Linked DNA regions of Homo sapiens: region 2 is linked to region 1. The links are chromatin loops, found by intact Hi-C in ENCODE. Cell type or tissue: GM12878. All regions are shown on one strand. Region 1 has its middle 60 kb from the start of IL1R1. Region 2 overlaps IL18RAP (interleukin 18 receptor accessory protein).

Region 1 (4,000 bases):
TAACCCAATAGAAATACAAACAAAAGGTTGAACTGATCCTTAACAAAAGAAAATATTTAAATGGCCAAAAAATAATTTGAAAAAGTGTTCAACTGCATTAGCCATTGGGGAAATTCAATTAAAGCCAGAATGAAATTGCGGGACACTCTTACCAGAATGGTGAAAATGAATAAGAGAAAATATTAAACGCTGGTAAAGATTTCCATCAGCTGGAACTGTCAAACATTCCCACTGGAAGTACATATTAGCAGAACCATGCTGTGTGGCAGCAGTAACTACTGCTGAGGAACAAATACATATCTTATGACTCAGTAATTTCACTCACAGGTACAAGACCAACAGAAAATAGTAGAAATGTCAACCAAAGTATGTATACAAAAATACTCATAGCAGCCCTATATTTATTAGCCAAAAACCAGAAACTATCCAAATGTTCATCAGCAGTACAATGTATTAATAAATCATAGCATATTCACAAAATATGATTTTGTGAAAATTAATTTAGTTGCCCATGATGAGTTCACTGTTCTGTGTATGCATTATACTTCATTTAAAAGTTTGAAAAGATCCATATTATGTATAAGACTGGTTAACTTTGTACGGGGCGATAAAATCATATCATCTTTGGGGATAATTTCTCAACCAGGATTTTTACTACTGTGAGTTGATTCCGAGCAACCTCTATTATTACAGGGCTGTACGCTGTGTGTATTTATTTTAGTTATTGATTGTGTCAAACCAGACCACCAGGCCATAAAAGAATCATTATTTTGCTGCATTTCCATGTTTAGAACAAATGCCTCTTTTTCCAGCATTCCTGGGAACCAAGGAGGAAACGCACAAAAGATGTCAACGGGCTGTCTTTAGTTTAACTGAGCTTCATTTTACTGGATTTTTTGGTTAGGGTTTTTGTATGGCCTTTCTCATTTGCGCCTCACATTATAACTGCTACATCTTAGTTTTGCAAACAAGAAAATTGAGATTGCGAGAGATTCAGAGTCGCAAGAGATTCAGAGTCGCAAGAGATTCAGAGTCGCTATGAGGCCTTGGTCAAGACCACAGAGCTAAAAGGCAGGGCAAAAACAAAATTAATATTTAGCTAAAGCACATATTGCTATTTCCACTTTTTTTTTTTTGAGGCGGAGTCTTGCTCAGTCGCTTAAGCTGGAGTGCAGTGGCGTGATCTCGGCTCACTGCAACCTCTGCCTCCCAGGTTCAAGCAATTCTCCTGCCTCAGCCTCCTGAGTAGCTGGGATTACAGGCGCCCATCACCATGCCTGGCTAATTTTTGTATTTTTAGTAGAGATGGGGTTTCACCATATTGGTCAGGCTGGTCTTGAACTCCTGACCTCGTGATCCACCTGCCTCGGCGTCCCAAAGTGCTGGGATTGCAGGTGTGAGCCACCACACCTGGCCGATATTTCCACTTTTAAAAAGCATTAGCACAGCTTGTAATTGTTTCTAAGTACCTACTAACTATAGTTTTAGGTACTAGAGGAAAACTCCTAAGTGTGTCATCAGGTGTCAGAACAGAGGGACCCAAGGATGGAAGAGCCCGTATCTGTTTGTGTCAAGGCCAGCTCAGGGATTACCCTTGACCACTCAGACATTCCAGCTACTTCATGAAAGAGAACTAGTAGGATTACACACAAGGGAACAATATTACTTCACCCAGAAATACCTCGGCACTCTGGGGAACACACCATCCATCTGGGGAGAAGGTACCTACCCAAAAGGAAAAAAAAAGTTCTATTCTAGACACTGTCAGTACGAGTCATCAGCTGATGTGTGGAGAATTACATCTACCTTGCATTTTTTTCCAAACACCCACTCAAAGAAAGTGTCCTCTGAAGTGTGGAAATGAGTCAGTGCATGAATCTCACTTTCCTGATGTGGCCCTAGACCTTCTTAGAGTTTAGAGTAGGACTAAGTGTCCTCAGGAAATCAGTCAGCACTTGCTGGGTGCAGAAAATCCCTTCATGCGGAGCATCAGGGGTGCAAAGTCACGTGCCAGCCCTACAGAAGCTTACCATCCCATTGGAGTGGCCCCCTCTGGTCCTCATGACCAGGAATCCTGATGTTTTTGACATTGTTCCTGTTCGTTCATAAAATTGGCTGAGGTCCAAACCTCAGCCTTGAGTACAGTCCCTGAGAGGAAGTTGTTCTTCATACACAAAGCTCTGGTTTCCTAACATGCTTAGTGATTAGAAAAATTTTAAAACTCTTAACAATCTCTGAGAGTACCCAGCCAGCGAGGTTACAGCGAGGCTAGCAGCTCTCATTTGCACTGACCGAGCAACAGTCTACAACATCTCCCAGCAACAAATAGCTCAGTGAAGACAGCCCTGCTGATGGCATGCTCGCTTGAAATATTTAAAAAAGAGAGAGAAAGAGAAATACTATGGCACAATAAGACTCTCTGTCTCCAGGGCGTTTGTTCTGTTTTGTTTTGTTTGATGAAGCAGTTTGAATAAGAAAAATCAAGAAAACCACTACTTCCGTTATCACCTACCTCATGTTAAGTGCATGGAATTATCATGACACTATTCCTAAGAAACTACTTTTACTTTATGCTGATTCTGAAGTTCTTATACCAAGTAAATTAATGATGTTTGAAAACAAAAAGAAAGCAAATGTCCCACCTCAATCCAAAACATTCCAAGATGCACTATACATCCTTGGCTTTAGAACAAACAAGATAATCCTTTTTGAGAAGATTATCAGCAATTTTTTTCTCTTGTGTTTTTCTAACAAACAAAATGGATCACATGGCAAATATATCTCCAGAAATAATATTTAAATTAAAGGATTAGATTTATCCTTTAATTTATCCTTTAATTTATATTTATCCTTTAATTTAATCTAAATTAAAGGATTAATTAAGGCAATGTATAGGAAGGGAAGCAGAGACAAAGATAGTTATAAAGCCAAGAAGGAACAGGAGAACATTTGAAGAAGGAAAGGGAGGACGAGGAAATGAAGAAAACCTGGAAGTGAATGCCAAGGTGTTAGGTTATTTGCCCACATCAACTGACTTAGCAGCTCCAGAGGTGGGACCTAGGAATCTGTGCCCTCCAGGTATTCTGAGGCAGGCTAACATTTGATAAACAATAAACGAAAATGCTCTGTAGCCCATGTTTTAACTTCTTTAAAAGTAGAACTGCCTTTACTCTCTTTCATTCTTCCAAAGCATCCCAGGCAAATGGGCCATTGATAATGATGACTGATGACTGGGTAGTTCATCTCACAGCCACCAACGTAATCAAGAGAGGAAGCCACTGGAGTTGCTCAACCATTAAGCCCAAATCCACTATCAAACTGAAGCCATTAGGACTTCCAGTGTAGCCTGCAACACATGTGTTTCTCTGATATTCAGATGAGAATCAAGTCGCCATTCAGGCCTAATTCGCCTTCGCCTTCTAAACAGGGTGGGGGCAAATCCCCTAGCCCTTTTCTTTGTCAGGAAGCTGGATATTCACTGATAGATGGGGTGCTTTTCAAACCACTGACCCCAGGACAGGGAAGGAGCTGTTATTTCCTGTCCCTTGTACAGTTAGTCTAACTCAATCCTCATTCGTACTCTAGAATGAAAACTTGATCATTTGTAGAGCAATGCCTGAAACCACCGTGGAGCCAGGCTGGTAGATGCCCTGGTACATTGCAGGTTGGAAGATTATTTCCATGGATCTTGGGAGAGCACCAGATGCAGGCCATTGGGTGTGGTTCAAACTCTTCCATCCCAGGCTCCCTTAGCTGGTTGTAACTAATTCAGCATATTTCTGCAGGATTTGCAAAAATCTCTACAGTTAGAAATAGATACTCTCATATATTCTTATTTTAATGAGAATTTTATTGAGATGTCATTCACACAGCATAAAATTACCCTTTTAAAAGTGTACAATTCAAAGGGTTTCAGTATATTCATAGAGTTGCGCACCCATCACCACTATCCAATTTCAGAGCATTTTCATCACCCCCAAAAGAAACTTCATACTCATTA
Region 2 (4,000 bases), 350 kb before region 1:
CTTTCCCTAAGAGGAAAAACTTACTAAGCCAAAAGAAGATAATTTTAATTTGCTGCTCAGATCTCAAATCTTGAGATAAAAATCTCACTTACCAATGGTTCTCACTTGAACAACAGCTCTGACTGTCCACGAACTCACAGTATCCGACTGAGTGTAATCACATACATATGTGCCCTGGTGATAGTCATAAACTTCATCCACTACGATTCGGTTGCTCCTTTCCACAGAGAGGAGTTTTCCATTCTAATCCAAAAGATATTTTAAGCAGATAAATTTGCCACAGAAAAACTTTATGAAATACATACCTAAAGAAAAATCTTACAAATTTGAACAGGGAGGAAGAAGGTCAATCTGAGATAAGGGTATCTCACAAGCTATGAAGACATTGTGTTCAAAAACTGTACTTGTAGATTTGAAACAAGAGGCATTTTCCAATACAATTGCATTATGTGTAGAGATGAGAGAGTCAAACCTCCAAACCTGATCAGCCCCTAAACAGCTATTTAACAAAGGACTTCCCAGAGCATGCATGACTTGGAGCCCTGAGAGTATTCTGGAAGACCTGTAGTGTTCTAAGGGCTGAAACTGAAATGAATTTTTTAATGTGTGTGTGTATACATACATATATATATATACACACACACACACATATATATACATACACACACATATATATAACATATATTGTATATATTTACGTATATAAACAGATACATACTTATAAATAAAAACTTATATAAACAGAGGTTCTGGAACGTGAGTGGCTTTTTTTTCTCTCTCTGACAAAGCTGGTAAGTGAGAGCACTGAGAATCAACCTCATTTTTTTCTGGTTCTGAGTTTTATTTTCTGATTGAGGAATTTCCCTTCCACTTTGCCTGCCTACTAGTAGAAGCTGGGATTCCCCCACGCCACATCCCTCGTGTGTTTCCTGTGGTCCAAGAAGGAATTTCCAGCAGGCTGGAAAGGAGACTAAGGGTGGGGGCAGAGTGGCCAGAGAAGTGCAGCTGTGGGCAGGAAGCAAAACAAGGCAAAGAGGTAGTGGTATACAAGGCTAAATATATACCAGATGATCTCAAGAATCAGGAACTTTTCAAAAGGAAGTTTTAAAACATAGGGGGAAATTCAAAGATAAAACTTCAGAGGACGCAGTGATAACATATAAAGATCAGAATTCAGGGGAGAGGCGTGTCATAAATCGCATGAGAACGTAATGGTGGGAGGACACAGAGCCGTAACTAAGACCTCACCTAAGCCAAGGGGGAGGATGGGGAATAATGTATCTTTTTTACCCATAAATAGGTAAGTGAGGCTTAGTATGTATCATTAAGACTTTATGAAATGGAACTTAGAGGAAATATCAAAGAAAAGAAATTAGGGAGAAGCAATTTATGCCAAGGATGATGGGAAACCCATTCTAATAATACAATTACAGTTAATCCTCATAGGACAAAGAGAGGCTAATGCAGCTGCACAGGGAACTCTTGGTTTTGCTCATATGTGAAGCAGTCATGAGCAGAATATGGAAACAGGAACATCCGCCACTGTGAATCTGAATGAATAATGTCCGTAAGTCTTCAAAAGAGTGGAGGCATGCAAAAAAAAAAAAAAAATGAAGACACTGCAAAGGACTTTTAAAGGTATATGTGAAGCAGGGAGAAGAACAGTTATTCTTACTACTAGGGGCAGGTATTATAATATTATACTGCAGTATTATCGATTTCTTATACTACCAGTCAGTACAGCTACTGAGCATCACGCACACTGTGTTATTCTATGGGAATGGTACTTCCTGGATTTGGACAACACACTGGAGCTCCTAGCTGGACTTCCACTACCCAGTCTGGGAGGACTCCAAAGACCTGCATTTCTTTCACTCTCCTCCCTGGCCTATTCTCCCTGGTGCATTTCAGGTTTTCATATCCATTTTAATGTTCCTTATCATAGACTCATTGTGTCCAGGTCTGTATTCATCACAGCTTTCCTGCTCCTAATTGAATTTACTACTACTATCTCATATATGTTGAGCCAGAAAAACACCAAATATGCTACTCATCTATTTTACACACACTCCCAGTCAAAGCTTTTAATCTTTCATTTTATTACATGAAAATATCACTAGCATCTGCCACCTTCTTTCTGTTTCCACTTCTTTCTGTCCTGTCCTGGATCAGGACTCACACTCATAAAGTTCAAACACATCAGCAAGGTCCCCATAACCATCATGAGAACCACACAACCTTTATTTCCATTCTAGTCCTAATTAAACCACTTAAGAACTCTCAGCTCCCACCACAGTGAGCCACTCAGTGTGACCATACACTGAACATACCCTTTGCTTTTCTGTTTCTGTTGTCTATGTTGCTCTTTCCCGTTAAGTGTAGTTGCAGTCTCTTGCCCCAGTTATCAACTAACAACATTCTATTGATAGATTTTTTTTTTACTAATATTTATCTTTTAATGGGAATGGAGTATATTATGGAAATTATTGATAATGGGCTAGATGTCAATTTCTAGTGAAAGTCTTGAATTAATTATTTAACAGATGGTTTATGAACCCTTAGAAAAGGAAGTGATGGTTAATATCAGCCAGCTTGCATTTGCTAACAACAATCATATCAAGGCAATCTCATTGTTGCCCACAACTGAATAGACTGGAGGTTCACAGGAGTATGGCAGACACAGAGTATCTTCACTATTGTGAGTCACTTGAAAAATATTCTCATGATCTCTCTGTTAAACCAAAGGTACATTGTGAGCTGAATGATCAGATATAGGGCATTCGAGTGCCCTTTTAGTTAATTAAGCAACACCCTTGCGTTGTGGATGAATGGATCATATGTAACTAGAAGGATCAAACTGGAGTTAACAGCAGAGCACTCTGTCCCTGGTGTTAGCCTCGCCCGTAGTTTTAGCAGGGGCTTGAGGGAGAACATACCATGTTGATCTCATCTACATGCCTCACAAACCTGCGTGTGATGGCTAATATGTTGGCATTCAAAATCAGAATTCCAACCTCTTGACATGTAGAATGAACTAAAAACAACAAATTATTTAACAGAAATAAATATAAAATCATGAACATAAGTTACAAATTCTACTCTACAAACAAAAATAGAGAGAACTTGCTTGATTTCAGTTTTTGTGGAAAGACTTGCCTGCCAACTCAGAATAAATCAACCATATAATGAGGCTGTCCCAAAGCTAAAACAATAGTGGGGCTGTGGCAATATTCTGTTCTGAACAAGTAAGGAAATTCTTCCTCTGTTTCAGTGCTGGTTAGACAGCATACAGATGATTGTTTTGAACAGGTGTTAGAAAGCTGTCCAGATCTTCAGAGTTCTGAAATGTTCATAGTGAGAATAATCAAATGGGCCAATGTTTCAACCCTAGAAACAGTTTTGAGAAATATAATCTAAATTATCTTCTTCCTATTTGGAAACACATTAAATTAACTTATTCTCTATTTAGAAACACATTAATCTTTGAATCTAGCCAGTCTCACCATGCTTACCAGTTATCCACAGCACTAGGCCCACAGGATGCCAACAGGTGCCAGTTACAAGAACTAGGAAATGAGAAGTATCAGGTATAGGTACAAAACTTCTTTGGGGTCGGCATGATGGCTCACACCTGTAATCCCAGCACTTTGAGAGGCCGAGGCAGGTGGATCACCTGAGGTCAGGAGTTGGAGACCAGCCTGGCCAACATGGTGAAACCCCATCTCTGCTAAAAATACAAAAATTAGCTGGGTGTGGTGGCGCACACCTGTAATCCCAGCTACTTGGGAGGCTGAGGCATGAGAATAGCTTGAACCTGGGAGGTGGAGGTTGCAGTGAGCCAAGTCTCTAGCTCAGTGCACTGAGCTAGATGCGCTCTAGCCTAGGCGACAAAGAGAGAGATTCCATCTCAAAAAACAAACAAACTTCTTTGTGGTTGGCATGATGGCTCACACCTGTAATCCCAGCACTTTGGAAGGCCAAGGCAGGAGGATTGGTTGAA

Evidence for each region. Hi-C counts contacts between places; a loop is a spot of excess contacts. Peaks named below come from ENCODE experiments on the same cell type or tissue, not always from the same donor. Only the 100,000 strongest peaks of a DNase experiment are listed, where the experiment ranks them.
Region 2: it touches region 1 in a loop (4-fold over the local background); 1 of 110 quality-filtered maps calls a loop at or near these places.

The regions. Positions count from the first base shown.
Region 1 is chr2:102,081,080-102,085,079 of GRCh38, reverse strand. It overlaps a transcript of IL1R1 not described here. Among named protein-coding and RNA genes, the nearest start is that of IL1R1, 60 kb to the left of the region's middle. In GM12878, no CTCF peak of the experiment used is centred here; a DNase peak (open chromatin) is centred at 1,869; H3K27ac peaks cover 614 bases.
Region 2 is chr2:102,433,455-102,437,454 of GRCh38, reverse strand. IL18RAP (interleukin 18 receptor accessory protein) reads right to left here. Exons shown (of 10, transcript NM_001393487.1): 4 at 93-243. Among named protein-coding and RNA genes, the nearest start is that of MIR4772, 3.2 kb to the right of the region's middle. In GM12878, no CTCF peak of the experiment used is centred here; DNase peaks (open chromatin) are centred at 884 and 2,284; H3K4me3 peaks cover 525 bases; H3K27ac peaks cover 2,448 bases.